Regions from separate parts of the Mus musculus genome. Here regions 1, 2, 3 and 4 are each linked to region 5. The links are chromatin loops, found by intact Hi-C in ENCODE. Cell type or tissue: heart. All regions are shown on one strand. Links, peaks and the distances in the headings refer to the core of each region. The heading gives the core; the rest is flanking DNA. Region 1 overlaps Snap91 (synaptosomal-associated protein 91). Region 2 overlaps Cep162 (centrosomal protein 162). Region 3 overlaps Cyb5r4 (cytochrome b5 reductase 4). Region 4 holds the start of Prss35 (protease, serine 35). Region 5 overlaps Me1 (malic enzyme 1, NADP(+)-dependent, cytosolic).

The links. Hi-C counts contacts between places; a loop is a spot of excess contacts. Peaks named below come from ENCODE experiments on the same cell type or tissue, not always from the same donor. Only the 100,000 strongest peaks of a DNase experiment are listed, where the experiment ranks them.
Region 1: it touches region 5 in a loop (7-fold over the local background); 26 of 42 quality-filtered maps call a loop at or near these places.
Region 2: a loop joins it to region 5, with 5 times the contacts of the local background. A loop is called at or near these places in 8 of 42 quality-filtered maps.
Region 3: a loop joins it to region 5, with 3.0 times the contacts of the local background. A loop is called at or near these places in 8 of 42 quality-filtered maps.
Region 4: a loop joins it to region 5, with 10 times the contacts of the local background. A loop is called at or near these places in 32 of 42 quality-filtered maps.

The regions. Positions count from the first base shown.
Region 1 is chr9:86,797,242-86,803,626 of GRCm38, reverse strand. Snap91 (synaptosomal-associated protein 91) reads left to right here. Exons shown (of 30, transcript NM_013669.2): 15 at 4,783-4,797; 16 at 4,928-5,089. Among named protein-coding and RNA genes, the nearest start is that of Prss35, 57 kb to the right of the region's middle. In heart, for the core only: a CTCF peak has its summit at 2,802 (motif pointing right); no DNase peak of the experiment used is centred there.
Region 2 is chr9:87,245,463-87,251,847 of GRCm38, reverse strand. Cep162 (centrosomal protein 162) reads left to right here. Exons shown (of 27, transcript NM_199316.2): 3 at 3,350-3,473; 4 at 5,086-5,232; 5 at 5,516-5,699. Among named protein-coding and RNA genes, the nearest start is that of Cep162, 6.9 kb to the left of the region's middle. In heart, for the core only: a CTCF peak has its summit at 3,519 (motif pointing right); no DNase peak of the experiment used is centred there.
Region 3 is chr9:87,025,135-87,031,519 of GRCm38, reverse strand. Cyb5r4 (cytochrome b5 reductase 4) reads right to left here. Exons shown (of 16, transcript NM_024195.2): 2 at 4,420-4,573; 3 at 1,916-2,016. Among named protein-coding and RNA genes, the nearest start is that of Cyb5r4, 6.3 kb to the right of the region's middle. In heart, for the core only: a CTCF peak has its summit at 3,626 (motif pointing left); no DNase peak of the experiment used is centred there.
Region 4 is chr9:86,743,216-86,749,600 of GRCm38, reverse strand. Prss35 (protease, serine 35) reads right to left here and starts at 5,968. Exons shown (of 2, transcript NM_178738.3): 1 at 5,795-5,968. In heart, for the core only: a CTCF peak has its summit at 3,149 (motif pointing right); a DNase peak (open chromatin) is centred at 3,270; H3K4me3 peaks cover 538 bases; H3K27ac peaks cover 204 bases.
Region 5 is chr9:86,590,061-86,596,445 of GRCm38, reverse strand. It overlaps Me1 (malic enzyme 1, NADP(+)-dependent, cytosolic), which reads left to right. Exons shown (of 14, transcript NM_008615.2): 11 at 248-390; 12 at 1,829-2,002. Among named protein-coding and RNA genes, the nearest start is that of Rwdd2a, 21 kb to the right of the region's middle. In heart, for the core only: a CTCF peak has its summit at 3,178 (motif pointing left); a DNase peak (open chromatin) is centred at 3,615; H3K27ac peaks cover 1,700 bases.

The DNA of each region.
Region 1 (6,385 bases), core at 878-5,877, 210 kb before region 5:
CAGTTAGGCAAGAACACTCATGCCCTTTAGGTTAGTTTTCCTCCCAGGCAGAAAATATTTCTACTACTATGAGACAAGATCTGTAAGTTAATAGAACATTTCAGAACCAGTGTCCTTAATTAACAGTAAGGAACACAGTTAAATGAAGGTATGTTGCCATAGATAATTAGTCTCTGGGTGAGCTTATTAAAAACATGTTAGTGTAACCAAAGAAATGCGTCCTGGCTGGGAGCTTTCTCTTTAGGAATATGGGGGCTGCAGTGCATTCCCTATGCTACTGCAAAGCCCATGATCAGAAATCCTAACCATCCTGACTGCACAGTGGAGAATCCCAGGGGACAATTCTGTCTGAGCAGCAGCAGCCTGTGGGAATCAGGTGGCAGAACTCAGAAGTGGAGGCAGGAAGGGCCCCTGGGTTCCCGAGTCTACCCATCCTTGAGTCTTTGTAATCTCTTCATTTTATTTTTCAGATGTTTGGTAACAAAAATTACAGAAATATAGCAGCAGAACTAAAGCTGACAGCTAGAAATGTGAACATTGTAGCCATGTAGGCATTCTCCCTAGTCAACTGTTAGGGCTACAGCTATTAAATGTTTAAGTAAGTTTGCTCCTTAAACTGAGAAAGAAAACTTGCTGGAGAGCCTGCATAAGGGCTTTCTTCCTGAGGGCACTCATTTGTTCTCTTCTTTATCTCTTAAATACTCGTTTGCTTTGTTAATGATTCTTTTGGTTCACATAACATATTATGTGTTCCTGTTTGATAACTTTTCAGGTCCATACCCTCAAGTCAAATTTTCTCAGCCATGAAATTCATAAACACTTTAATAATAAAATTTTCATAATTAAAATTTGTTTTAGTTATAAATCCATTGGGTTGTATAAAAAGACTTGGATATTACGTGAATGTTATTTTTAATTCTGTCATGCATTTAAGTCACTATGTGTTCATATTTTAGTTAATTCTGTTCTTTGACAATTTCATACATGTATATAGTATATTCTGATAATATATAATATATCCCAGCCCCAAACTCATTCTTACCTCCTTCTCATATGTCTTAGTTTGCTTTTTATTGCTGTGCCAAAAGTGACTTGGGGAGGAAAGGGTTGACTTCAGCTTTCTGGAACATTGAGTCAGTAACTCAAGGCAGGAAACCATGGAAGAACACTGCTTACTGGCTTGATCTGTCTGCTCTCATAAGTCAGCCAGGACTACTTTTCCTCCCACATCAATCATTAATCAAGAAAATGTCCATAGACTTGCCTATGGCCCAATCTGATGGAGACATTTTCTCAAGTGAGGTTCCCTTTTCCAGGACAGCCCTAATTTGTGTCAAGGCAGTGAAAGCACTAACTAGCACAGCATTCTTACCGGCTAACCAGTGCTTTTCCCAGATTCATGACTTTAGTTTTGCTCTGTGACTCACGGAGTTTAATTGGCATCATCTGTATGAGTTTTAGATTGGAACTATGCATTGGAGTCCGGTGAGGTCACATGAGGGTACACTGCTGAAGGCAGTGACTTCCTACCTCCAATATCTATCAGTAGCAAACAGTTCAGCATTGAGGAGTAGAGAGGTTGAGCCTGTGCCTCACTGTTGAGAGATTTATTCTTATACAGACCTGGTGCAGGCATTCACAGCTGCTGCAGAACTCATGGATGCAGTGGCTCACTATTGCCTGATGACGGCATTTCAAAACCCTTCTCTCTATCGGCTAGCTTTTATGTTCTTTTCACCCTCTTTCTCACAGTGTTCCCAGAGTCTTAAAGGGACAGAACGACTACTGTGTTAAGAACTGAGCACACATTTTCTGCTTATTCCCAGTACCCTGTATATCCATGAATCTGTGTGTTGACCACCATTCACTGGAAAGAGAGGCTTCTCACATTAAGACTGAGAGTAGCATTTGCCTATGGGTATAAGCATAAATATTTATAAGATAATTTGATTCTAGCAATTCAACTAAACAACAATATTCAGTTTCTCCCTAAGGCCCGTGTTCTCTGGTATGTGTTTTTGGATGAAATTTACAGTAGCAGGCTTAGGTACCTTCTGTAGAGTAGGCCTTGAGTCTAGAGGCAGTTGGTTACCCTTATAACTATAGTACCACGATTGCACAAGTGGGTACATCTTGCCTGGCACATTGCCTGGGTAAGTCTGTTGTTGGTTTTTCTCCTCCAGCAGCTGATATAGCGCCCTCCAGGACTATGAAATCTAGCGAGCAGGGAGGGCTTTTACATCTCAATTCCAGCTTGAGTTCAGACATATGTAGTGTCTTCAATAACAAGATCTTATTATCTAGTACTGGTGGGAAAGCAAGAGGAAGAGCCTAAGTCTGTCTTGCCTGGAGGGCTCTGCGGTCTCCTTCACTAATAACTTGTCAGGGGCATCCCACCCCAGCCCTGGGCAGTAGCAGGCTATTTTTCTTAAAACTCCTTTAAAAAAACAAAACAAAACAAAAAACAAAACAAAACAAAACAAAAACTAAATTACATTTTTTAAAAATTTGGTTGCAAGATAATAATTTCATGTGACTTTTTCATAGACCTTATTTTTTAGGTTAACCCTCTACCTCTCCTCTCATCTCCTGCCAGCCTCACCCTACCTAAAGCTTTCCACCTCTGTATTCCTCCTCTGCCCTTCCACTGCCTGCATTACATTGTATCCTCCATGGCCTCTTTCTAGTGCCCTGGTTTCTACAAGATTTCAATATTGTATTCTCGCTTTGTAATGCTGGATTGTTTGGTGACCTTTACCACAGCCCTTCAGGCAGGGTTTTTTTGTTTTTTTGTTTTTTTTCTAACCTTCCCCACTAGGTGGAGCACATCTCCCAAGCTGGGAAAGCCTTGGAGTAACCTGCCTGCTGGTTAGACAGCTTCTCAGACACCCAGAAGTAATGGGGGTGGGGTGAGGTGGGGTGGGGGTGCTAATAATTAAATCTCAGTTTCTAAGAAAAATGGAACTCGAGAACCTTCTCAAATGAAATGGGAAGGGAGCCCTCGCTTCCCTGGGTTTCTCTAGCTGTAGAGTCTGCTGGAGCTGAGGATGAGGCTGCCTCAGAGATGCGTTTGCCTCATTTGACTTGAGTAAAGTGTAAAATCAGTTTACCGGTCTTGTTTCCTAACATCAAGCCGCATCTGCTTTTGACTAGTGTAAAATTTAACTCTAGAATCTTGTTGGAGTGTTTCTTATCTGACTTTAGTGAAAGAACTTTAATGTGCAAAGGTGAAGTCCACGAATTTTTCGTGGGTTACAGCTATTGACACATTTTTCAGGAGACACATTGTAATGATAATATTTTTACATTAGTATAAAACAATGGAGTCTCAGAAAATTTTATATTTTAATAAATCTAACTTAAATTTACATATAATATTAGTTTTTAGTAAGATAGATAACAAGCCCATTGACAGAAAAAAAAAAACAAAGATGTTTTGGATCCTACCTTTGCCTTCATAAAAGGAAGAATATTTTCATTTATTCATAATAAATCTGTGTTTTAGAAGCACAAGTAAATGAGTGGTTTTGAGTCTGTAAACTAAGGCCTGGAAAAGCACACAATTTCTTCTTATACTTAAGATAAAATATCTGCTTTTTGAGAAATATAAGATTATTGCTAGGTTTTTATTAAAATTGAAATTAATAACCAACATGCCTTTGAAAATTATATTATGAGATAATATAACTAATATTTTCCACGTGTACTGTTAGTTATAATGCTAGTGGGTTTTATGATCTACTTTCTACCATGTTAAGAAAATCTGGGGTGTGGAGTCTGTAGACTGTGCTACATACACACACCTGACACTGGAAGTTTATAGGCGCTTTGAAGTTCGTAGTCCCAGCTTTCCTTATGGAGCATTTGATGTGTTCCAGGGATAAGTAAGCCTTTTAAATAAATGAGCACACTTAATCTTCATAGTCACTTGAAACAATCCAGTTGTGGGTCACTGAAGAATGTTAGCTTCTTTGTTATGAGAATAACGTCCTGTGTTACAGTGAATATCTTCTAGCCATTTTTATAATGTAAAAAGGCCTTTAGTTATGTATCTCTTATAAATGAATTGAATCCTCCTACTTTAATTTGTGTCTGTGGTTTAATACTTTACAAATCTTGGTTCCAAGACTGATCACAGACCCTGTTATTAAGTAAGATCTGCTGTGATGGTTAGTTCCGTCACCTTGACACAAACCTCAATTAAGGTATCGCCTTCATCTGACTGGCTTGCGGGCAAATCTGGAGGGTACTTTCTTGATTAATGATTGATGTGGGAGGACCGCTGTGGCCAGTGTCACCCTGGACAGGTGGCTGTGAGTTATGTAAAAAAACGTAGCCTTACTGGGCTACATAGGGAGCCCAGTCTCAAAGACAGAGGGTAGGAGACGGGGAAAGAAATAAAGAACAGTCAACGAAATTCTGCTAATTACAGATTAATGGCATCAGTCACAGACCCTGGGGATAATGAAGGTGAAAAGCTCTACCCTTTTTGGATATAGATTGAGTTTCTCAGAGTTATTTAAGACTCTTGACCTCCCTCGCCCCGTTTTTTCCATCTGTAACATGAAGAGCTTGGGCTAGAGATTGCCTAGGGTCTCCTCCTCCTTGAAAGCTCCGTGGGGAGAGTTGGTAAAACATTTGTGCTCTGATTACAAATGGTCTGGGAGGTGCAGAGAGCTCAGGGGAGCCTGCGCCTCTCCCTGCGTGCACACTGGCACAGTCAGAGGTTTCAGCTGGAACTCTTTGTCTCTTCATATGCTGCCACCACCTGGACACCGGTAGACCTTTTGGGAGAGGGTGAGTAAGCCTTTGTTTTTGAACTCCTATGAGAGCCGTCCGCAGCCATCTCTCTTCCTGTGGCCTTAGGAGTCTGGTCTATCTCCTGTCCTTTCCTCCTCTCTCTTGCTCTGTCTCTGGTGAAATACAGATTCCTTGGCTGCACTTTCCTCTGTTCCCTGTGAAGCACCGATTTCAGACCCATTTGCACCAGAGCCTTCCCCTCCTACTACAACCACTGAGCCTGCTTCAGCCTCTGCCTCGACCACCACAGCTGTGACGGCTGTCACTACGGAAGTGGATCTCTTTGGAGGTTAGTCAGTCACACCACTACTCCTTCATTCCTTTCAAGATGGCTGACGTGCCCGAGACCAATGGCCTCGGAATTGCCTTATACTATGTTAACAACATGGCCTGGTCCTTTTCCAGTGTTGGTTCATATATGCTTGACAGTACTAAACTCGTCAGCTCCTCTCCGTGTAGTTCTGGCACTACTAGAGCAGAAGCTGTGGCCCTTTGAGGCCAGTTTGACATCAGGATCTGAGTTGCTGCCAGACTCTGGCCCACACATGGCCTCCCTGCAGGGCCTCTGCAAGTGATCCCAGGCTTCTGACACATTTAGTATTGGCTTTGGGACTAGACTCAAAGTGGCCCAGGGAATATTTAGAGATCATGAGAGAACAATCCTAGCTTAAATAATTCCTTAGCACTTAGACCAATGTTTCTAGATCTGTATCTGAATATCTAGATAGATGATAGATGATTTATAGATAATTGATAGATAAATAGATAGATAGGTAGATAGGTAGTTAGAGATATTGGTAAATGTACGACAGATATATTTATATGGAGATACAGATGAGAGGAATTAAAATTTAGATGGCTCAACAGAGAGTTGACTGCTACACCTACTTCTGATTGTTGTGTTCAAGTAAAATGTTGGGTCATCTTGACTTTGGAACTTTGGGAGTCTGCGCAGCACTTGGCATCATGCTGATTAAAAGCAGGTGCAGATCAGTTTTGGAAAGGACTGCTCAGAAATATGCTTTTCGTGTAGGTGCCAGTTCTGACTCAACAAAATGCCCCACAATGCGTTTAGACACGGTGAGCATCAGAAGCCAGTTCATCTGCATATTTGCATCTGAGTGGAGCCACTGTGAAAACTCAGAGAAGAGTTTGGACCACATGCACACATGTAGGGGTGTTAGACTCATTACAGTTTCAAGTTTCTTCATTACCATATAGCATATTTCCCAGGACATTTTGAAAATATTGTAAAGAAATTAAAAGAAGCAAGAGGTGGTTTGGCAGGCAGTGGTGGAATCAGTGCGTTCCCCTGGTGATGAACACTTACGGTTACATACCATTCCGCTGCGTGCGGTGCCCTGGGCTCTGTAGTTGTCCAAGACAAGTAGCGTTAGCTAGACAGCATTTCTGCTGCAGTTTTACCAAAGAAATTGCCTGTCACCTTGCCGTGTCTTCACTCTGACACAAAGAAGCTTGCTCCTTAAAGAGCAGAGAGAATTACAGGCCTTTCAGGCTTTCCCTAGCAGGAACTTCTCATAAGCAGATTGCCCTTTGTCAGTGGTGTGCTTTCTTTCAAGGTTAA
Region 2 (6,385 bases), core at 508-5,507, 660 kb before region 5:
CATATTGTGTGAGTTCCTTTGTGATTGTGTTACCTCACTCAGGATGATGCCCTCCAGGTCCATCCATTTGCCTAGGAATTTCAAAAATTCATTCTTTTTAATAGCTGAGTATACTCCATTGTGTAAATGTACCACATTTTCTGTATCCATTCCTCCGTTGAGGGGCATCTGGGTTCTTTCCAGCTTCTGGCTATTATAAATAAGGCTGCTATGAACATAGTGGAGCATGTGTCCTTCTTACCAGTTGGGACATCTGGATATATGCCCAGGAGAGGTATTTCGGGATCTTCCGATAGTACTATGTCCAATTTTCTGAGGACCCGCCAGACTGATTTCCAGAGTGGTTGTACAAGCTTACAATCCCACCAACAATGGAGGAGTGTTCCTCTTTCTCCACATCCTCGCCAGCATCTGCTGTCACCTGAATTTTTGATCTTAGCCATTCTGACTGGTGTGAGGTGGAATCTCAGGGTTGTTTTGAGTTGCATTTCCCTGATGATTAAGGATGTTGAACATTTTTTCAGGTACTTCTCTGCCATTCGATATTCCTCAGGTGAGAATTCTTTGTTCAGCTCTGAGCCCCATTTTTTAATGGGGTTATTTGATTTTCTGGAGTCCACCTTCTTGAGTTCTTTATATATATTGGATATTAGTCCCCTATCCGATTTGGGATAGGTAAAGATCCTTTCCCAATCTGTTGGTGGCCTTTTTGTCTTATTGACGGTGTCTTTTGCCTTGCAGAAGCTTTGCAACTTTATGAGATCCCATTTGTCAATTCTCGATCCTACAGCACAAGCCATTGCTGTTCTATTCAGGAATTTTTCCCCTGTACCCATATCTTCGAGGCTTTTCCCTACTTTCTCCTCTATAAGTTTCAGTGTCTCTGTTTTTTTGTGGAGTTCCTTAATCTACTTAGATTTGACCTTAGTACAAGGAGATAGGAATGGATCAATTCGCATTCTTCTACATGATAACCGCCAGTTGTGCCAGCACCATTTATTGAAAATGATGTCTTTTTTCCACTGGATGGATTTAGCTCACTTGTCAAAGATCAAGTGACCATAGGTGTGTGGGTTCATCTCTGGGTCTTCAATTCTGTTCCATTGGTCTACTTGTCTGTCGCTGTACCAGTATCATGCAGAGGTTTCTTTTTTTAAAGAATGAGATAAGCCAGGTGCAGATCCTGACACTGAGAAGGCATGTGTGAGGGCATACAGAAGGAGAATGGAAAAGGATAAAGAAGGCAATAAGAGTGGCTTTTATTTGCTTGAGGTAACTGTCATCTCTGAGGCTTACTGCTAACCTAGGCCTAGTCCTGGAAGCTTCTAGCCTCCATACACTCTAATCTAGGTAGGCCTAGAATGTTTGCAGCCTCTGAGACTTGCTACTGAATATTACTCACCCTCTCTTGTACTTTCTGGCTTGTTCAACTCAGCTGTTCTGGATCAACTTCCTCTCTCAGCTGCCTGCCTCAATCTGGCTTTTCTCTTGGCTTCTGCTCGGCCTCAGACTAACTCTAGCAATCTGTTCTAATCTTCTGGCTCCCTCTCACTCTCTGGCTTGTTCTGCCTTCACCTTTGTGTAGCTTATTCTCTCTTCAGCCCATCTCATTAAAACTCTGCTGGCAAAACTGCCTCCTTCCCCCGCTCTGTGCTGCTCTACTCTCCCCTTCTACTGTCCAGCTTTCCACAGACTCTACTGTTTTCCTGTACTGGACTCTCTTCTCCTGTACTGTCTGTCTTGCCCCATAAGTACCTCCCCTTTCCTCTCGCCTCTCATGAGAGTTGGGCAGATCCTCTTCTCTCAAATCTGTCTTTGATTTGTCACTTTTTCTACCACTCAGTTAGACATCACTTTTAAACATCTGTGCTTCCTTCTGCTAACTTACCTTCATTATTTGGGATTAAAGATGAGTACTAAGGGTGTATCTGAATTCTAGCCAGAGGAATTAAAGATGTGTACTAAGGGCTGACTAGAAACAGGGTCAAATAGCCTGTAACAACAGTCAACAAGAACTCTTGTGTTGGAGAAGTGGACTCAGGAGCCTCTAACTGTTAACTAGCTTTGTACGAGGCCACAGAGCTAAAGAGGAACCTAGAAGAACACTCACTGCTCAATTCGTGGGTAGAGCATCCCATGAGGTGTCAGTTTTCATATGTGGTCAGTGGATGAATGACCATTTTGGGGGGTCGGGGAGACAGGCATTTAGAAAGTGGGTACTAGAGATATGGTGCGGAATGAGAAACTGGGAGGGGAGTAGGAAGAGAGGAGACCAAGGAAGTGACGATAGTGAGTGCATGACTAAGGAGCCAGGAGATGGAGAGGGAAAGTGACCCCTCAGTGGGTTCTCTTGGGAACAGAGGAATAACTGGTGACTCTTGGGTGGGGAGGCAGTCTCACAGGGTTTGAGAGTGGTGGTGGGATGAGGAGGAGTGTGTCCTTTAGTTCTCTGTTATCTCAGAAGAAGAGGCCACCTTATTAGCTACGAGGAAAAGTGCTGTTGAAGCTAGAAAGGGGGATTCACAATTGAAGTAACATAATAGGTAAGGAGCAGAAAGGGACGAATACATACCTGTTTATTAATACCAGGGACAAAATGCTTATTTCTCTGGTTACTACCTCTTCACCCACTGAGACCCAGAACTCTGTCATTGTAACAAGTCTTCTCAGTTGCCACTTGTTCTTAGGCCCTAGAAAAATGTCCAGGATATAGGATTTTATCCTCTATTTCTTTTCTAAGCAAGTATATTGATCAGATTTTCTTATTTTTGTTGTTGTACTTGTTTTAGCTAGTGTTTCTGTTGCTGTGAAGAGACCACCATGACCTCGGCAACTCTTATAAAGAAAAATACTTAATTGGGGCTGGCCTACAGGTTCAGAGGGCTAGAACATTATCATCACATTGGGAAACATGGCGGCACACAGAGAGACCTGGTGCTAGAGAGGTAGCTGTGAGTTCTGCATCTGCATCTGGATCTGGATCAACAGGAAAAGGATGGCCTGGGACCTGGCTTGAGCATTTGAAACTTTCAAAGCCACCCTCAGTGACTTCTTCCAACAAGGCCACACCTCCTAATCGTGCCACTCCCAATGAGCCTATGGGGGCCATTTTCATTCAAACCACCACAGCATCTTACTTGCTTAATTCTACATATAAATCGGTATTCAAAGACACATGCTTGAGTTTTAAGTTTGGCCACAAGTATCTGGAGATGGGATTTACACATTGTTACTCAGGTTCACATGATAATTGAGCTGAGAGAATAAAGAAAAATAAACATTGTAGTAATGTCTGAGGCTTTGTCATATGAAGTGGATTTTAAAAGTTAGTAATTTGTATTTAATTCAGCTTTCAGATGATTCTTTTGAAAATTCAAATAAAACACCTAGACAACCTAATGAAGACAACAAAGAAATGAAGAAGAAAGACCCAGTGCCTTGGTGGATAGCCGAAGATGATTTTGAAGATGATGGTAAAGCCTGCTAAATTTTTTTGTTGTGTTAAATCATTTGACCACAAGAGGTCAGTCAAGACTTTTCAGTCTAGACTCTATTACTGCACCACTACACCATAAAGGAAATAATACTAATGTCGTGGATTTCTGAGGCTTGAGTTGATTTTCATATTATTGAACTTTATTTTATATTATGTAACTGAGAATGCCTTTTGCATTCGTTTGCATTAAGATCATTTATATACATTCAAATTAAGGAGATAAATCAAGTATATAATCTGCCACCATATTCATGTAAGCAATTAACAAGTATAATGTGAAATCTCAGTTTGCTAATAAGTCATGAAAAGCAACTTACTTCCTCAACTGTAAGAAGTGCATTCATCTTCTCTGACATGTCTTTATACTTTCCCAAGATGTCCCCAGTCACATTTATGTGTCCCCAGTTACATGCAATGTGACTTTAAGTGTTGCTTACATATATAATATACTCCACCTAGAGTGTATCTTGCCCTGTTCCCAGTCACAAGCAATTAGTGAGTTCAGAGTGTGTTCTCTTACCAGGCATTATTGTTCTCACAAGATGGGCGTCCTGCCATCAGATCAAAGAAGTGTCAGAGAGACTTGTTTACCTGTCCTAAGGAGAGGGACACATCTGTTACCAGCCTTGAGTAGCTACCATTAAACATTAAAGCTGACCAAATTCTGTTGGATATTGGATTTTTTTTTTGATTGATTGTCATAAGGCTAATGGGTTTTGCCTAGTAAGTGAAACTATAATTCTCTTGCTGGTCAGTAACTACATTATCTGTGAGTTTCTGTTTGTTGTCTCTGGTGAGTCTTTTTTGTCTGGGTCGCATCTCTTGAGCCAGAATGAGAAGTTGCCACAGCAGCACCCCAACTGTGGTTCCCACTTAGTCATCTGTAGTGTCTGTGGGCAGATCTTGACTTTATACACAAATTACAATCTGACCTTGTAAGACTATTACTCACATAAAGCCATAAAAGAACTTGATTCTGGAATCCACCCAAGGATTTGTGTCAGGTAGATAGCTGAAGCTAACTATAAGCAGAGTCAATCATGAAACATTTTTAATATGACCATTTTATCTCCGTTTCCGAGAAAGGGAAACATTCACAAATGTTAGAGACTGTGAAATCATCCCTCTCCCCCAGCAATAGTGCACAGACCCAGGAGTGACACTTTCCCAGTATTTAAAGAGTGATTACTTCAAACATGTTTTGGTGTTTTCTTGAAATGACACTTAAACCAACAGGGATCTTGTCTAGACCTCGTTTATGTCCTGCACCCCCACCTTGAGTTCTGTGTGCTGGTTCATACTCTTCACAGCCTACTTTACACAGCAAAACTGTATAAAGGAATCTTATGCAAATTTTAAAAATGTTCTTTTTAAAATTAAGGGTACTGTAATCAAACAGAATTACAGGGTTTTTTTTGTGAATTCTAGGTCTAGTTATTTTTTTGTGTAGTATGACAGATTTGTTTTGTAGACATTATGCACAAAATTAGTAAGACAGTATTCTTCTGTTGGCATTATGAGTATAATAGCTCCCTGGATATATCTCCCTGACTATAAATATGAATACCAACTCAAAGTCTTGTCCCCAGGATTGCTTGGAACAAATGTGAGCTATTTGAAGACAAAGAAGACATATCAGCCTGTTATGGACACAGAGGAGGAATCTGCTGAAAAAGTTCAGTTTCTTAAGAGCAGTGGAACCTCCATCTTAAGTGTTGACAGCTTAGAAGCTAATGGTGAGACGTGGGGTACGAGTCGGGAAGTCACTGCTACTGGGCTTCAGAGACTTGGTAGTGGTGGGCTCAGCTGTCCTGCAGCATACATCACCAGTCATACAGACAGGTCATATGCTCTCCCCAGAGAGTCAGAATCATAACTTAGAGACAAATTCAAACTTACAGCCTTATGTACCTCTGCTTGGTGGGGGGGAGGTTCCAGTACAGTATCCATAAAAGCATTACTTAATTTTATCAAAGTTGTACATATTAACAAAAATATTTATCATTCATTTCTCTGTAGAATTGGTTGTTTCTGAGCCCCATCATAGCACTCTTGGTTTGGGCTTGGACACGTTAGAAGAACAAGAGGAGAAAGAGCAGTTCTTTGCCAGGCTTGAGAAAGGCTTGACGTCTTCTATTGATTATTCGAAATTAAATCAAGAACTAGATTCTGACGACTCTGCACAATTGAAAGCTTTACATAGGTAAATATAATAAAAACATTAATTTTGTGCTTTTCTATATGTTCATGAATTCTGGTAGATAAACATAACAGACAAATTAAATCTCATCTCTGCCTTTTTTTTTTTTTTTGGAAATGATGCCTTCAATGAACCTGGAGATTGCTAGTTCAGCTAAAATGGCTGACCAGCAAGCTTCAGGGATCCATCTGTGTCCAACTTGTCACCACTGGGATTACAGGCACACAGTATGGTTTCCAGGGACGTGAACTCAAGTCATCTTGCTTATCCGGCAAGCACTTTACCAACAGCCATTCCCCTACCTCAAATTTTATCTTTTTAACTGTTCTGTGTTCGTTATAGTCATGGGTTTTCTTATGTATGGACAGAGTATGTTAAGGTGTAGTTGAATCTCCATTCTGCCTTTAGATACCTGAAATTTCATACCTAGATTAGATACTATCAGAACTATAGTTGTACACTGCCAAGTCTTTGCTAGGAAAGAAATTTACTTTCTGTGAACAAAAGAAAATAAAAATCCAGGATACTATTATAAATTTGCATTTAAAAAAAGAAGCAAAGACAGGTTTGGTTTGTGTTGTACCTTTGTGCATGTAACTCTGTTGGTTATTAGGAACCTCGTTTATATAAAAACCCTAGTTGATTGAGCTGGCCACTCTTGTGCATAGTTGATATTGCCATTCTTGAAT
Region 3 (6,385 bases), core at 944-5,943, 430 kb before region 5:
AGCACTCTAAACAGGAGGCAGGTACCTACTTATGTATGCTCAAAAGAGAGTATTTACTCTTCACAGGGTCTCAAAGACCAGGCAGATGACTACATTCACTTCACTGTTAGCAATGACCACTCAGAGCTGAATAGCAGGATGTTGTTTAGACATCATCCTTAAGAAGGTGAATATATTTGCTGTGTTACCTGAACAGAAAGCTATCTGGGCATGATGGGAAAAGACAAAGACTACAGCAGCTCAACCCCTTTCTCTGGAAACTGGCACCAGGAAACACAGAGAGCTGGTAAGGCAGTGTGATCACAGGAGACTGGGTTGAAAGACTAACAGGCCATCTCAGTCCATCAGTTATGTGGAATGAGGTAATAAAATAAATATGAGAATAAAATAAAAATGAGAATAAGGGGTCAGCAGTGCAATCAAAACTGGAAACAAAGACAATAAAGACATGAACCAATACATTCTTTGTTCAACTCAAATATGGGGCATAGGGAAAGCTTTCTAGTGAAAGATAGTTTCTAGAAGAAGTTTCTAGAACACACCAGAAGCTTCTAAAACACAAAACTATTTATAGTGAGTAATAGTCATAAATAATAAACTTTGCTGGCTCACTAAAGCCATGGAATGCAGCGATGTGTTAAGCACAGCACCACCTTCCTCACACACATCGCATATAAACTCGGTGCTGAGGAATGTAAACTATGAGATTTTATTTTTTTATTGAAAAATCTTCTGCTGAAGAGGTACACTCAACCAGATGACACAGGGAGATTCAAGAGAAGTTAACAGATGACAAGTTAGGCATGAGCTGACTTGGTGTGCATTGGGAACAAACAGCAAAGGGAACATGTCTTCGAGAAGCAAGAAGACTCTTATCAAGAGAAGGCTAATGTAATCAATGAGCAAATGGGACTTCGCATCAGCGCATCAGAGCAAACATGTCCCACTATTAAAGCAGATACAGCTAAGTATTTTAAACACAAAACAAATTACATTTTTCACAGCCTGATCAAAAAATAACTACCTATAATCTCAGAAATAAAAAAAGTATTAAGAAAAAAACCCCAACATAACAGAAAACAGGAGAAGAAGAAATCAAATTATGTTTGATGAAACCAACCATAAAATACCCCAATCTGATTCAGGTATCTTAAATAGTAAATAGTAAAAAATAGGTATCTTAAATAGTAAAAACCTAGTAATATATAACATTATCATTAAAATACTAAATGAAATGTGAAACAAAAGCAAATTACTAAACTTCTAACGACTATGATGTCAGAATAACCATTAACAAAATTGATAGTAATTAACATATTCTATGGAGCTTTTAAATAGTGAGGAAACTAATGTTCGTTTGCCAATTTGGAGGAAAGGGTACTGATATAAGCATCTTTTGAAATCCATGTAGACCCTCTCCTATTAATTTAGGAAAATTAAGTTTCCTATTCATTAATCACCATTATCTAACTTTCTCCAAGATGTATGGGTGCCACACAGAATATAGATTGGATATACAACTGTCTCCCTATGAACAAATAATAAGAAGGCTGTATGCTAACTGAAAAATAAATAATCTAATTTTAAAAACTACAGTAATTTGTAACAGCAGATCCACCGGTCCCTTCTCCCACTGAGTCTTTTCTGTAAGCCAATCACCATCATTGCTAAAGGAAATCGAGATGAGTTCAAGTCTTCCCGCAGAGGAGACAGTGCACGCCACATACTGAGACCATCTCTAGAATTTTAATAAAGTGAATTGAGAAATCTCATAAACAGCTGCCACCTGTGAACATCTGCCGACATTTCAGAGTTCAAGCCCACCCATCTCAAATGAATGCAAGCATTTCCTTCCTCCAAATGTCTCACTGCTAAGTCCACGCATACAACGTTCTGATAACGTGAAGCCACTTACCTCATTAAAAAGATCTGTTCCATCGGCTCCTGCGGCTCTCATGAGTTCATCCTCCCCACCCGGATGGTACTCCATATAAGGGCTGACGTTGTAAACAAACCCTGCATCAAAGCAAGGAGAAACGATGTCCAAATGAACTTCTTACAAATTGTAAGGCTTATAAATATAAATTCTGATAACTCTCTCCCAACATTTCATTTAGGAGTTCATTTTTTTCAAAGTAGTAAGAGCTGCAATGTCTAAAATTCCACTGATCTTGTGAGCTAGCTAATTAACCTGTCAGTCTTTTGGTCTCTCTTAAATAACATGGGACTTGCTGCTTAAGACAAGGAAGTTTAATACTTACATCAATACCTGCAACTAGAAAAGCAACACTCACATCAGCTCCTTGATCCTTAGTTTCCACAGAGCTATGTGAAGAGGACCCTGAGACCTGTACACTCCTATTCCTCCAGGAGAGGATCCTGGATAAAGAAACTGGATAAAGGTCCTTCCTAAATGCCAGTGAAAGTGCCAGCTCTCTGCTGTGAGGGCAGCCATGGCCTTTATTAAGCTGACCCATGAGTAAACTTATTGTCTAGAACAGTGTCTCTGTTCATAAAACATAAAGAAATGCAAAAGATCACTCAGACCACCCACTAAATATGTCTAGATTCAGAACTGCAGCACATTCCACTGTAATTTTAAGCCCAGATCCATGTGATGGTGCCCTCAGACAGTCCCATCTTAGACCCACCATGGGTTAGTGCCAAAGACCTATGTCTGTTTGTCTATCTTCCTGGTGAAGGTGCCACAGTGTCCCAGGCTAGGTAGGTAACTATGTATGTGAACCACCACGCTCACCATACAGAATTAAGGGTATCACCATGTTTTAGGTCACATGTTCACTGACTAGAAAATTTTCATTTCTTTTTTATTCTATTCTATAAGTTACAGAGCCTCATGGAAGAGCCCAAGGACTCCAGAGGAAGCTCAAAAAAGACACTTCTAGTGGTGCAAGGTGAAAATTTTTTTCCAATAAAACTAAAATACTATGTTTAAAATTCTTGTTCTTTCATAAGTGTGGGGTTTTCTAGAAGCTACATGGACATGTGATTTGACACTGGAGATAAACACACAACAATACATATGAACTGTCATCTTTCAAGCTATATATTAGAGATACTAAAATCAAAAATTATGTATTCCTGAATTTTTCATTTAGAAAAGTTATTTTAATAAACATAGGTACTATGTACAACGTATAGTAGTTTTAATAAATTAATTTTAAATATTTTTACATTTCTTAATTTTAATTAGTGGTAATGTTAAGAGACATCATGCAAAAAAAGCCTTCTAATGTTCTCAATAATTGTTAAAAGATTAGGAATTATTTCAAGACCCAAAAACAGTCTGAAAGCACTCAGGTGATTAAAATTAAACATATTAAAAACTTAATTTTTGGTTTTAACATTCAATCAAATATTAAAGTTCTAGACTACATTTAATAAATGAATTTAATGTCTATCATGTATGTAACAGTATTATATGCCATTATAGAACAGCATTCTTACTTACTTAAATTTTTACCATTGTTAATGATATTAGCCCCAAAATACATAATAGGAAAAGATATGTTTATAAGGTAAAAACAAGTCACCATTTTTCAACTTTACTGGAGTTTCTTCTCTAAGCCTGAGTCTAAGGACTGTGATGACTGCGCCACCTTGTGTTCAATAAAGAAACTGCAGCACCAGTTTCCTTCTGTCTAGAGATGCTTACCTTGTTCTAACAACTGCTGAACGGGATTAAAATCCACAACTCTGAATGACAATTATAACTCTGTCCCTCGGTTCTTCTACTGTCTGTTATGTGCTTTGACGCTTTGTTATCACACATCAACATGGTGCTCCTAATGAACTGATTCTTTGTGTATGTGTGTGAGTGTGAGTGTATGCACGGGTGCATGTAGGTGCACATGTATGTGGACGCCAGAGGTTAACTTCAGCTGTCTCCTCATTATGCTCTAAGACATAATCTAAACTCACCGAATCTAAAGCTCATCAACCTCTGGTCTCCACAGACACACATGGAACAGTGTGCTCATGAGTGTGCATGTGTACGAGCACATGCATATACACATACAAATATGTATAGGTGCATACAACACACATATGGTTCCCTTTAGAGTCTCAGAGACCCTTTTCCTAAGAGCATTCAATCACAAGGCTCTGGATGGGCAGTTATGCCATATACTGGGTGCCCCTGAACGTTTTAACTGCATCACCTTGGTGTTAAATTTCTTGGCAAACACCTGCTTCCTTTCAAAGGGAATGCAACATAAGAATGCTACAAAAGACTTCCATCCCATTAGTTCCCTGTCTTCTGCATCAAATGTAAAAGGTTATACAAGGGAAAATACAGTTCAAAGTGAGAACAACATTATTTATGATCCACTGAGGCAATTTTTGTTACCAAGTCTGAAAGCCCAGGCGTTTCTGAGATGTTTAGTAAATGCCGCTTACCTCTTATGCATATCCAACAATCTTCTTTCTTGTTGTGCTTCTTAAGCTCTTCTTCAGTTACTTCAATTAACCCGCCCTTCAATCCTGTTAAGTCCTTTCCACTCTTGGTCAGTCGGATCCAATCCATAAGACTCCTGCCTTGTTTTAAAGGTACCTAGAGAACGGAAAACAAAAGCTATGTCTGGTTCTAAGTTGGCTGCTTCCCTCTCCTCCTCCGTCAATTTGCCTTTGGACTACTGTATCCATCCTTTATTAGCCTTAAAAAAAAATCCTACACAACAAGATCCCATCTCAAAATAAATAAATAAATAAATAAATAAATAAATAAATAAATAAAGGGTAAAATGACAAAACTACAACCCAACAATTCTACAACTTCTCCCATCTCGTGTGTGTGAAGCTGAGCTACTGCATTAGAAGTTTACTTTATCTGCCATTTTCAACAGGGAAGGTCCTGCCATGGAGCAGCTCAGGCTGGTTACAAAACTGGCAGCCATCAATCCTCCTGAGTTCCCTTTTATTTTCTTTAACTTTAAAAAAAAACTTTTAGCCAAAGTTCTTACTTTTGATTAACTTTAATTGATTTATTTTTTTATTTTTATTACAGGGAGGGGACTCTTTTGTCTAGTTCAAGATGTCCAGGAAATTCAGATGCCTAGAATCTTAAACAAAATACTATTTAAGATACCGACTATGAGATAGGACTTTGCAATTCTGTCTCACAAACTTTCTTCATAATGGCAGTAAGGAATAATAGACACAGTACTGAACCCAAAGTCAGAATTTAGAATGTCCAGGTCCTAGCTCTGTTACTAATTATGTTATTGATGCCATTTTGAACCAAAATTTGTGACCTTAACAATCAAGAGATCTGATAGAAGATATGCCAAAGATTGGCTAAATTCTCCCTTTCTGAATTATCAATATAAACAGAAAATCAGAAATTACTGTGCAACAGTGTTTGCGACAAACCCACTGATAAAGTATACCAAGCACAGGAAAACACCATGAGGAAGGGTGTGGGGCGAACATGAGCACAGGACAGCCACATCAAGGACTTCCAGGCCTAGGAGAGAGGGGAATTGGTACAGCCCTTTTCTAGTCTTAAGTGTGAATGTTGACAGCGTATGTAGAAACTATCAACCACAGCTTCCTCCCCTGGATGACTGCTCGCCTATAGAGACATCCCACTAAGATAAGCTAAACTCGTCTCAGAGATTGCCTGAAACCACGGCCACCACCAAACACCCCATGGTGGTGACCCCTATACATTTTTTTTTCCTTCACAACTCTTGGAAACTTGTTTTTACTGTGGGTATTAGTGACCTTGGCATGATTTTTTTTCTTACTAAGAACTCTGACATTTCCACTCACAGGAAGCATTTCATGGCTTCTCTTTGGATAGAAGAATTTCCACTATTGTTAGTCCGACACTTGGACCATTACTTGAAAACATGCACTTCCATTTTCAACTATCTATCTGGAAACAAAACAGATGGCTACAGGGCAGTACATACACCTTAGACACAGGACAAGACAACTCATGCAGTTGACTGTAGATAACAGGAAAGATGGGACCTGAAGTTATGAACTGGGGAAGATTACAGTGTTTATAATGGTGCCCTTTACAGAAAATATATACCCCGCCTACATGATTTAGTAACAGGACATTCGGAGTTCTGTTTTCTTTTACAAAATACATTTTCAAGATTTTAAGGTGACAGATTGGATGGTCAGAAAGTGTTCCCCCCAAAAAACACACTTAATAAACCTGTTCTGCAAGGTGGGGTACACTGGGAAGTGTTTAAGTACTGAGAATTAATGTAAATTAAAAATGGCTTTGAAACTGTTTTCAATTTACATTAACTGAAGTTCTCTTGTATTCTTTATTGCCCTGTAATGCCTTCCATCACATTCTAACAAAGCAATAAATAAGGCCTTGGCCAGATATGAACACTCCCCGTCT
Region 4 (6,385 bases), core at 874-5,873, 150 kb before region 5:
TTAATTTTGTTATATTTCTTCAAGGATGGCCAAATGAATGTTTTTCTAGTTGCTCATTCCCATGAATATCTGTGGCTTTGCAGTATATTTTTTCTTATCCCTATTAAACTTAAGTGTGATTAGATATTACCTACCCAATGTAAAGCAAGGAGGCTGGCCTCATTCACAAACATATCATGGAAAATTCTTGCGCACCTGGCCACCAAACATTTTTTTTTTTTCTAATGTAAGGGCCTATTTAGTCAGATCAGTGACACTGTAGGTCACCTTACCAAGTATGTCTGGGCACACAAGTGAATGCATAATCACTTAAAAAAAAAGAACCTTGATTGTCCATTTTGAACCTTTAATGATCCCTGCCCTTCTCAATACTACGGCCTGCTTTTATACACACACTCAAGTGTGAGGGCATGCCCACATTTCCTCTTCTGCTTTTATCCTTCGCCTGTGTGGTAAGGATTGAGATACCAGGAACCACTGAGGCCTGGCCTGGGAACTCTGAATAACGACAGACAGGAGAGATGCCTGGGCCAAGGGTCGCAGGGGAAGCACAAGAGCATCACTGGTAGTAATGAGCTATAAAGATGATTCAGGAAAGTGGGACGCAGTCTGCACAATACCTCTACAAACGTGCATGGTCATCTTGAGTTTGGCAAGATGCAGAGCAGACTCATGGCTGCTGTAATGGAGTTTTATTCTAGGCCACTACAAGTCACTTGCAGGTGTCACTGACTGGCTAGAGCACCAAGTGATGCAACATTTACAAGAAGAACATAATGTCACGGCAGTGGGAAAATGACAGTGTCAGTGGTATAACAAAGATGGACGATAGAGACCATCTTTCAGTTCAGTGGCCATAGGGACAGTGGACTTTAAAACCATATCAACTTATGCTCGCCATTTACTAGCAAGGTGATTCTCTTAAGGGTCCCTCATCTTTGCACTTTCCACATCTGTCACAGATGGAGAATGGCATACATGATTTTTGAAGGAATAATACGTGTGTATGTATGTGCACATGTGCACCCATGGGAGCATTCAGCAAATGGCAGCAATTATCATTATTGCCCAATGCCTGAAGTCAAAAAGTGAATGAGCTCTCCCTGAGAGGCAGAAGCAAGAGGCTCACCAGTTCTAGGTTAGCTTGGACTGCATAGTGAGACTGTCTCAGCACAGTATGTACTGGGGGCAAAAGAAAGCTGAGGCAGTGCATGCAGGTAGTCTCAGCTACTAGGGAGGCTAAAGCAGGAGATTCACTGAAGCTCAGAAGCTCCAGGCCAGCCTTGCCAACAGAGACACCATCTCTTCTATGAAAGCAAGAGGAAAACTTTGGTAGGTATTTATAAGGTATAGCCCAAACCTTTTACCAAGTACATTCCCTATGGCACATAGGCACTGGTCTCTGGACGGACCCACATCCTCATCATGAGGACCTGTGTCTATGTCCCTCACATGGTAAGGGAGATGGTGAGAGTGTGACTAAGCTAAAGGTTTTCAGATGAGAAAATTAGCCAAGCTATCAGGTGAATCAACTGCGACCATGGACCTTGTAAAGAGAAGGCAGGATAGAGTTGTGGAGATGGAAGTGGAGACTGAAGTGGGGTGGCTCAGGAGGTAGGTGGTCTACAAAAGATGCCAAGGGTTAGCAAGCAGAAGAACTTAACAGGGACATTTTCCTGCTGATCTTCAGACTTCTAAGCTCCACGCATGTAAGATTAATAATTTTTTGTGAATTTACCTCTGTAAGGTTTGGCTAATTTACTGGAACAGAAATGGGAAGTCAGGAGGTTTGGAAGAAAAGCTCTCATTAAAGTGTTTGCCATGCAAGCACCAGGATCCCAGCGTGGTCCCTAGAACCCACTACAAAAAGCTGAGGATGGGTGCCTGCATATGTGCTCTGCATGCTGGGTAGGTGGAGACCAATCTTGGCCTGATTCTAGAGAGAGATCCTAATTAAAAAATGAGGTGCTCAGCTTCTGGGCTGGCCATGGTGGCACTCACTTTAACCTTAGCACTCAAGAGGTAGGGGCAGATGGGTCTCTGAGAGTTCTGGCAGAGCCGGAGTTACTGAGTGAGACCCCATCTCAGGAGAAAGGAGGAAAGAAAGGAGAGAGAGAGAGAGAGAGGGAGAGGGAGAGGGAGAGGGAGAGGGAGAGGGAGAGGGAGAGGGAGAGGGAGAGGGAGAGGGAGAGGGAGAGGGAGAGGGAGAGGGAGAGGGAGAGGGAGAGGGAGAGGGAGAGGGAGAGAATATCAGAGAAATAAAAAACCAATCACTTGGTGCTTCAGTGATGGCTCAGTGGTTAACAGTGCTTGTTGCTCTTGCAAAAGACCTGGGTTCAGTCTCAGCATCCACATCTGGCAGTTCACAGCTGCCTCTAACTCCAGCTCCAACGAATCTGACTTCCTTTGATGGTCTCTGTAGGCACTTGAACATGTCATAAGTCTCTCTCTCTCTCTCTCTCTCACACACACACACACACACACACACACACACACACACACACAAGTTAGACATACATTTGATAGTTTCTGAGGAACAGCATCCAAGTCTGACCTCTGACCTCTGGTCTACACACACACATGAGCACGCACCAGCAGACACATACATAACCAGCACACACAAACATACTCCCACCACACTAAAAAAGAAATAAGAACTTAATACGTAGATGAAGATGAGAATATAGTTTCTAAAACTGCCTTCCCTGGATGTTTTGAAAGTAGTTGGGAGTATGAAGTTGGGGGGGGTTCATTTCCTAGGTGCTAAACATCAATTATAAAATTTATAAAGATAATAGAATGTTCAATTTTAGATATATAAAACAGAATCTCAGGAAATTTTATGATAGTATTGATTAGTGCCGCTAAAATCAGGAAGCTGAACAGTATAGATGATAATCATTTCTCAGCAAATGAAGTGTTAACTATGCTGAGTACCATCTTAAAGGCCTTTCTTTAAAAAAACAAAAACAAAAACAAACCATAACCTCTGACAGTTCTTCTCAGCTACCGAGTGGTCTCATAAGACCTAAGCTTGCTCTCCAGTTAATCGTGATCAACAAAGAGCACACAAGTGACAAGTGACATCAGTCAGTGAGCTTCAGAAGGCTTCATCTCCAGTCCTGGGAGCAGGTCCTTGCTGGCTATCTATGCCACCACTAGATGGCAAAGCAAGCCTGCCAAGAGCAAGTCTGGGGCTGCATTTCCTCTTACATCATTCGGCTGTGAATCAGAATTGTCCTCGAAGCATGGGAGATGAGGAAAGTGTAACTGGTTCACAATACACTAAAGAGTTGTCGCATATGGAACTTATCACACGTTCAAAACCCACCTCCAGGTCCCATCGCCCATCCTGATGAGCTGAGGACTGATGACGATGTCCACAGCCAGACAAATTTCTGGCAGGTGTTTTTCCCAAAACAGCTCCAGTGCCAGGACCCTCCCACCATGGCCTACAGCACGGCTGAGCCATCCACCCCATGGGCTGTGATTCATTTCAACGCAGAGGAAAGTCGCGAGCCTGCCAAATATTTCCATATGTTTATCAAATACTTTATAATCCATTACTAGGGGTAAGCTCTCCACCAGTTCTACGCTGAGAATCAACAGTTAGAGGGTTCACTGACAATGTGCCAATGGCTATTCAAAATACCGCATACCATAGCACTATTTTCAAATTCAGCTTCAGGACTGGAGACAGAGCAATGTCTGCTTTAAAAGTTTGGCAGTCCTTGAGGGAAAGGAAGATGGTAAAGTTACTCAGATGATTATTTTACAGTAACCCACAACTTCTGTTTCTCATCACAATAAAAACTAAAGCCTCCCTTTCTTTTCTTTTTTTTCCTGCTATTTCTGCAGGATACGTACATCTCAATTTATAAAATGTTTCGCTGTGTGTAAATCAAATTGAGGTGAATGGAACTAAGGTAACCCCAAGGGTGATCCTTCATTTGCTGGCATATGAGGTGCACCGTACATGACTCTTGACTACGCTTTATTTTTTTTTTAAGTTGGATCTTCAGCAAAGAATAGTTAATAAATGCATTATCTTTGGTAGTCACAGTGTATTTCGCTAATCACATATCAGTTTACCTGTAGGGAAATGTAAAATTATAAAATAATGATTTGTAAACTAAGTTGATGTTGGTCTTTCCTAATGTTCCCAATTCAGATTTCCCATCTGTCGTGTCTAAGGTGAAGGAGCTCCAGCATTCCAGAATTCCTGAGTCCGGTGCTTCTATTTAAAATGGATTTGTTGGATATTTGAGAATTGGGCACAGAAAGAAAGGCAGTCTATTCAGTAGAGAAAGTTGACCCACAGTAGCAGCTTCACGTGTGATGAGCCAAGCACATACTGAGGGCTCTCATATTTTAAAATATCTGCAAAAAAAGTGGAAAAGAAATGTACATAGAACTGTCTCACATGAGAGTCTTCTCTAAAATGAAATCCCATGCACCGTTTGATTGGCACTTTCTAGCCTGGCTCTTATTTGGCTAGGATTTTAACATTTTCTCTGCTAAATCATAAACCAGATCTTAAACACAATTCTCCAGTCAGCAAGTTATGACTTTTATAATTCTCTGTACAAATGAACTTGGCGGCGGGGAGGGGGGGATGTCAGAAGCCAGAAAAATTAATAAAGACAGGGAAGAAGAGACTTGATATACCAGACAACATCTTTCTGCATGTGTGTGCACGCCTTGGTTCTTGTGAGTAAATGGAACCCCATGGAAGTCAGAAGACAACCTTGAGTGTGGTCATATGCCAGGCTAACCCCCTAGAAGCTTTCACAGAGTCTCCTATGTTCTCTCCCCATCTGCTATAGGGCACTGGGATTTCAGATGTATTCTATCTCCTCTGGTTTTCTGTGGGTTCTGGGGATCCAAACTCAGGTCTTCATGTGTGTGAGGAAAGCCTTCTATTTGCTGAACCATCTCCTCAGCCCTGAAGAGCGACTTTCCAAATTGAAGATGGTATGGAAGTCAGATCAATCAGGCTTGGGAGTTGCTGCAACTTTCCAAAAATTCTTATTATTATAAAAGGTCTCAAGATCTCACACACCCATACACAGACACAGACACACACACACACAGAAAGACACAGACATATATACACACACGTACACACACATGCATATTTACACATATACTAACACACACTTACATACAGTCAGACACACATACACACACACCAACACACAGATGAGGCAAGAGAAATATTTAATCTCCATGTGCCCTTCACTCAGCTTTGGTAATTCTCAATACTTGGTTATTTTTTCAATCCACTCACCCCTGGCTGGTCCTTTAAAGCAAGCCCAAGATCTCCACTTCATCTCACCTCCTCGTCCCACGGGTCTTCCACTGTTCATTTCGCTACCCAGGCAGAAGGGAGAGGAGAGAGGGCAGGGCGACAGAGAGAGAATGAGGCAGACAGAGGCAGAAAGTACTTCGGCAGCAACTTAGGGAAGAGACAAACCTCTTTCCAGGAAAAGTTTTTACACCTTTTCCAGTGACATCTGTTAATAATCACAAAAATAAAGAGGGTCCCCTCTGGTACTGTTTAAGCAGAAAGCATTCCATTTGTATTCCAATGCAAACATCACTCACTCCTCGGATGTTAACCTTGCAGTGGCCGTTACTCATTCAGAATGGAAGAAGGGTGGTTGATCTCTAAAAAACAGCCAGCCTGTGATCCCTTCTTTAGTGCTTTTCTGTGTTCCTCCTGTGGGTCCTGCCTTGTTCAGGAGTGGTCCAGCCTCTAGGGTGCCCTCCTGTGCAGTGAGTTCATCCTTACCTGAGATGCTTACTGTATCCTCCCGTCCCAGGGGCGCTGCCCAGCAAGGATCCGGGTGGATGCAGACACTGGCTACGGAAGGTGCCAGGAGCCTAGTGGGCAGCAGAGTGCAGGGTCCTCTCAGCGGAGCTTCCCCGAGTCCGGGACCAGGCGAGAGTGGGGCTGCTGCACTGAGTGGCTGGAGATGGGAGGGGAAGGGGCGATGACGCTGACTTAGAGGGGAGGGGTGGGCGGATCCTGCTTACACACCACTGCATCCCTGCTGCACACCGATGGTTAAGAGCTAGAAAAAAACTCTAAATGGGTTCGCAAGAATGTAGGCACCCAGGGCGTGTTTTAACCAATGTTTTAAAAACAAAGCAGCAAAAACAAGAGGAGGAGGAGCGGCCAGCATGCCTAAACCAACTTAATCAGTATTAGCACGAAGGGAGTAAAGGTTATGGTTACCTCCAACCCAAGAGTCTCCATCTAAGGCCAAAGGCAGAGGTGAGGAGCCTACGCTGGGACACTGGGACACCCAGGGAGCAACTTGTGCAGCCTCCTGTGATTCACTTCTGTAGCTTTATTTTGAGCCAAGTTTGGCATACTCCC
Region 5 (6,385 bases), core at 685-5,684:
TGACTGACTAGGACTTCTGACTTGTGAGTCTGATGTCTTATCTGTGACTTATAAAGGCACTTATTGATTTGTAACCCTAAAGATAATTGGCCTTAAGCAACATTGTTTCATCACTAGGCTTCAGGGTGAACATTCTGTGCTTTGTTAGGGCCTGTTAGAAGTGAGTTGCCATATCTCATTGTTTGGGGGTCTGGGCCTTTGGAAGAACTGACCAGTTCTGATCCCTGGTTTCTTGTTTCCTTTGTAGGAGTTGCTGCAATTGGTGGTGCTTTCACTGAACAAATTCTCAAGGATATGGCTGCCTTCAACGAGCGGCCCATCATCTTTGCTTTGAGTAATCCGACCAGCAAAGCGGAGTGCTCTGCAGAGCAGTGCTACAAGGTGACCAAGGTGAGCAGTCCAGGATGGGTCATCCAGGAAGCCTGAGCTGCTCCGGTGTTGATCACCCCTTGACCTCAGCCTTACTCCCTCCCATCAGAACCGAAAGATACAGGAAGACTCTTCTTCCGTGGTGACTCCACCTTCTCATCCTCAGGAAATAAACCAACTCTGTAGGTCTTCATGGTAGCATCCCTTGAGTGACTTGGAAAGTTTTAAATATAAAAAAAGTAAAGGGAAAGAACTGAACTTCGGGTGGTTATGAAGATATCTTTAGCTGTTTCTTAGCACTGAAGCATACAAAATGAAGCCACAGTTTAATTTTTGCTTAGCTAAATTTTGGGTTTGGATTTTGATGCCATGGGTGGAGGATCTGGGCAGCTATGCTGATACCCAGCCAGACTGGCATAGAGTCCTCGGCACTCAATACTTCCCAGTTTTAAAAATAAAAAGTTAATTTTATACTGTGTTTGTACTGATATATATTTGACTGATAGCTTGGCAGAAGGCCTTTTGTTCTCCTCAAAGACTTGAAAATATCGTAACAAAAATGAGATTGATTTTATGCATCTAAAACTTCTATTTTGGAAATATAAAATAGAGAATGTAAACACAGCACAAAGTCATGATACTGTGTGCAAGCCGGAGCTTGGCTCGACTTTGTAATGATGTTTCAAGCCTTCATGGTCGCGGAGCTAATGATGCTTTGACAAGGAGCCATTCCACGCCTTTCTCTCTGATCTGGGGTGGCAGGCAGTATCCTGAGTAATTGTAATCTTTATCTCATCTACAGATTGAGTTTTCTTCACATTCTTCCATAGCTTTAAGTCCTCAAGGGAGAACACACAGCCCTTGAGCAGTAACAGAATCGTAGTGTAGTACTTGCACGTAGGAGGCCCTGGATCAGCAAGTGCGCAATTCATTGCTTTGTTTCTGTGTATGTCAACAGTCCTCCCTTAGCTTAGAGCTCCTGCCACACACATCCGTAATTCGAGTTCAGCTTATATAGCTCTATTTTAAACCTTCAGTGTGTCAGAAATAGGTGGTCTCACCTATTTCTCACCTAATGCTCTGTATTGTAAAACACTGAAAGTCACCAGGAAACTGGACACTAAGTTCTAACCTAGCACACCATCTCGAAAATTCTAGGAACCTCTTGACTTCATCTTCAGACGTTTGCAGTTAGAAGCCTCTTCAGATGTGGCCACTGGGCCTGTGGTTGGACCACTGCAGAGAACAGAGTTGCAGCCTTAGGGAGTCCTATGCTGAGTTCATTCCTGGGCAGGTTAACATAGAGTAAAAAGCACCCGTGCTGACCCCTTGGCAGCACCAACAGCACAGCCCCCGGGCTCACCAGGAGTTAAGCTCTAGACACTCCTAAGCCTCCTTCAGACGGTTCTGTCCTCAGACACCCCACTTCCCTTATCAGCAGTGTGTGTCTGTGTTGCAGGGACGTGCAATCTTTGCCAGCGGCAGTCCTTTTGATCCAGTCACTCTCCCAGATGGACGGACTCTGTTTCCTGGCCAAGGCAACAATTCCTACGTGTTCCCTGGAGTTGCTCTTGGGGTGGTGGCCTGCGGACTGAGACACATCGATGATAAGGTCTTCCTCACCACTGCTGAGGTACTGTGAAGAGCTGGTGTGTGCCAAGGCTGGATTTGCCCAGTGCGGTGTCTTATTTATTTAGTGTCACAGCTGTCTGTCAAGTGTGAAGAATGCTAAGCAGAGACTAGGAGTGGGTAGCTAGTGGGTTGCTAAGCATCACTAGTGAGAGTCTTCCTCCGTCGAGACTAGCTTTCATTTCAAAGGAGGAATCTTTAACTTGCTTTTAGCTACTGATTATCAGTGAAACAACTAAAAGTATTTTTTTCCAAATGTCGGTAAGTCACATTTCTCCACCGTGAGCCTGCCTAAATAATGGCATTGTGAAGTCTGACACAGTTTAGTAGAAGTGTCTGTCATTACCGCTTCAGTACAGAAAATTAAAGCTGCACTAGTTTTTAAGCAGATATGAGACTAAAACAGGACACTGCAGGTTCGTACGCTCACTAGAGGGGCTGATGAGATGGTTCAGTGGATAGAGGTACTTGCTGCCAATACTCATGAGCTGAAGTCAGTCAGCGCAGGACTTCATAGTGTAGAAGAAAATCTCCTGCAGCTTGGTCTCTGATTCCTACACATGTGTCATGGCATGCACATGCCACCTCCCCATAAATAAATACAAATGTAATCAGGATTTTTTTTTTAAGGAAACCACTGATAGGAGAAGTCAGCTTTCAGTAGGATTTCGGGAAAGTCCCTCAGGGCGTCACCGAGCCCACCTGTCAGGCAGTCCTGAACGGTCGAGGACTGATTTTACCCAGCCCCAAGCTGATACATTAGCCGCAGTTTCTTAGACACGGTGGAGAGAACGTGAGGCACCAGCTCAGAGACAGAGAGTGGCGTTAATCCTGCTGCAAATGGTCCTGGGAGCTTACGCTTATTGTCCGATTCCTTTGCATCCGAGCCTCAGCAGGATCCTGGTGCCGTGGGTGGGATATATTTGTCACCATGAACTGATAACTTGCATGCTGGTCCTGTTGTAACTGTGTTCCAAATTTGGGCGCGCACACACACACACACACACATATATACACACGCACATACATATATATATCATATATATATGTATATGTAATTACTGAGAGTATTTTAAAGTTTTTACATAAAGAAAAGTACAACTATTTCTTTTAGGAAAGCATAAAATGATCTTAATTCTTTAGCCCATGTTTTCTTCCTTTAACTCTAGCACCCTCTAGTGACAATGTCAGGTAAATACGTTTTATTTCTCATTTCATAAATAGTGATTGCTGATCACTGTCAAAGGTTCATGGGCTTTCATCTTAGCACCCTGGAGGTAGAACCAAGTGGATCTCTGAGAATTCAAGAAAAGTCTACTGTGCAGAGCAAGTTTCAGGTCACCCAGAGTTACATGGTGACACCCAGACCTCCCCCTTGGTCTCTGAAATTTTTTTTTCTTTTTTGAAGAAAAAAATGTAACTGGGTATGGTGGCTCATGCATACTTGTAATCCCAGCATTTTCAGGGATGGGTCTAGATGTAGGATTTCAAGGTTAAGGTTGGTCTTGGCTACACAGAGAGCTCCAGGTCAGCTTGTACTACATGGTGAAATAGCAGAACCAAGTCAAGGAAAAGCAACCGGTGCCATGGCAACTGGGCTCTCTCACTGCTGGTTTCCTCCCAGCTGTGTCATCACAGCATTCTCCTTCCTCAGACAACACGCCCTTGCTTGCTTCCCCTGGTCTTCAGCTTGCTTTTAATGAAGACTGCACATATGTGCATGCGCGCGCGCGCACGCACACACACACACACACACACACACACACACACACACACACACACACACAGTGGATTTAGGGTATTATTTTTGCTTCCCACATAGTTCCTTAAGGCAGATCTGTCACTAAATCTGGGTCTCACTGATGTGGCTGGGCTGGCTGACCAGCAAGACCCAGGGTTCTACCTGACTCTGCCTCCCAACACTGGGAGTCTAAGTGTGTGCTGCAGAGCCTTGCCCACAGCCCATAGATACTGAGATCCCCTCAGGACCTCATGCTCATTTAAGCACGTTCCCAGCCTCGAGGCTACACTTTTTTAAACACTCGGACCCTGAGGGTAACCTGGCTGGCGTTGTTCTTGAGAGCTTTGGATGTTAACAAGATCATGTCGCTCCTTTAACTGAAGAGTTCACTCCCTTTAAGGCCCTTCCTTCTTCAGAATGTCATAGCAACAACAAGCTGCTGACACAGGGGAAGCAGTGCAATAGAAGCTCCTGGAAGAACAAACTTAGTGCTGTAGATGCTCACTGCCCGGGGAAGGCTGTCTGGTTCAGCTCACTGAAGTCACAGTTCAGAAATTAGAGTGACTTGCTTTATTCCACAACCCCAGATTTAATCACTTCTGTATTACAGCACACATACACAAAAACTGATTGGAAGGGGCTGGAGAGATGGCTCAGTGCTTGAGAGGACCTGGGTTCAGTTCCCAGCCCACATGGTGCCTCACAACCATCTGTAACTCCAGTTCCAGGGCATTTGACGTCATCTTTGGTCCTCCAAGGACACCAGACACAGACACAGAGGTGCACAGACATTCATGAAGGCAAAGGCAAAACACACACACACACACACATACATATATATATATACATATATATATATATATATATATATATATATATATATATACATATACATATACATATACATATACATACATACACACACACACATACACTAGTTTGGTCACATGTGAAACTGGAAATTTCATTGACTAGGCTAATCTGAAAGGGTATTTTTGGATTTTTAAGAATGTATTTGTTGCTTTATGTGTGAGTAGTACATGCGTGTGTACTTGTGCAGAGGTGGATGCATGTGTATGAAGGTGTGTAAAGGTTAGAGGTTAACACTGGCTGTCTTTTGAGACAGGCTTTCTCACTGAGTCCACAGATCACCCGTTGGCTTGGCTGGCCAGCTAGGGAGTCAGGGCTAGAGCAGTGTGGTTCAGTGATGCTCCTGTCTCTACCTCCTGGTGCTGATTGCAGAGCTGTGTCATGCAGTGGCCTTTAAAGAACTCATCTTTCCAGCCTCTGGTTCTGAATCTTTGTTTTAATTATGAAGAGTGAGACTGTTAACTTCCCTGGTGCTGGGAATAGTCTTTGGGACTGTGTGCAATACCTGACAGGGCAGCTCTAGTTGCTGTCCTTGGCTGCGCAGTATGCAGCAGACTACCAGAGTTGCACGTGTGCTGACGTACAACTGACTTGGCATGGGCAGGAACCCTTTGCTCTTTCCAGTGTTTGAAAATTCCATCATAACACAACAGGGCTAAGTTCTGTCTATCTAATACTTTCATTTTAGACATGAATTGGAGTAAAGATAACATAGAGTCGCACCATTGTGTGCAAATCAGCCTGACAGTTCTACTTTTTACAGTGTGTCAGCTGTTTGTCACTAGATGAGCTAACAATTCCATTGTTTCTCTCCTGTTTGGGATAGTAGCTATGTTCTCAGTGATTTAGATCCCACCCCCGCCCCGCACCGTGTTTGAGTGTTTTTCTTGCATGTGTATAAGTATGTGCCTTATGCTTGTGGACCAAAAGAGTGCATCAGATACCCAGGGGTTGCAGACATGTAAGCTGCTGTGTGGGTGTTAGGGATCTGACTCTGGCCATCTCCAGCAGCAGCGAGTGTTCTTAATCACTGAGCCAGCTCTGCAGCCCCAGGTTATTAGTGCTGTTGTTGAGCCGGGGTCTCAATGTGTAGCTGGATGGCCTGAAACTCACTGTGCAGACCAGGCTAGCTTCAAATTCACGCAGGTTGTCTGCCTCTGACTCCTGACTGTAGGAATTAAAGGTGTGTGCACCAGGACACCCAGCTCGGTTCTTGTCTCATCCGTAGATCAGGAATTACCTGACACTCCTCACTAGTCCTTAAATCCATAAATGAGGAAAACCAACACAACCTGTGAACTGTTCCTACCTGAGCTCTGGTAAGGAGTAGTTGTCTTCTCCTCTCTGTTCTGGGGAATGGCATGCCCACTTCAGTAGTAAACATTTAATGTCTCTTTGTTTAGAGTTTGGAACCCTGATCACTTTCTCTGGGGCAAAGGAAAGCTCATGTTTATTACCATGTCACAAAAGCAAGAAATTAATTAGTTAAATGAATTTATTATATAATCATGACCAATAGTTTCTAAGTCTAGGTGTCTTAGTCAGTGTTCTGCTGCTGTGAAAAGATACCGTGACCAAGGCAACTCCTATAAAAGAAAGCATAGACTCGGGAGCTTGCTAACAGTTTCAGAGTTAGTCCATTGCATCATGGTGGGGGCATGGCAGTGTGTAGGTAGGCTTGGTGCAGGATGAGCCGAGAGACAGACAGGGTGAAGGAGAGAGAAAGGGAGGGAGGAGAGAAAGAGACATATAGACACAGAAACCTCAAAGCCCACT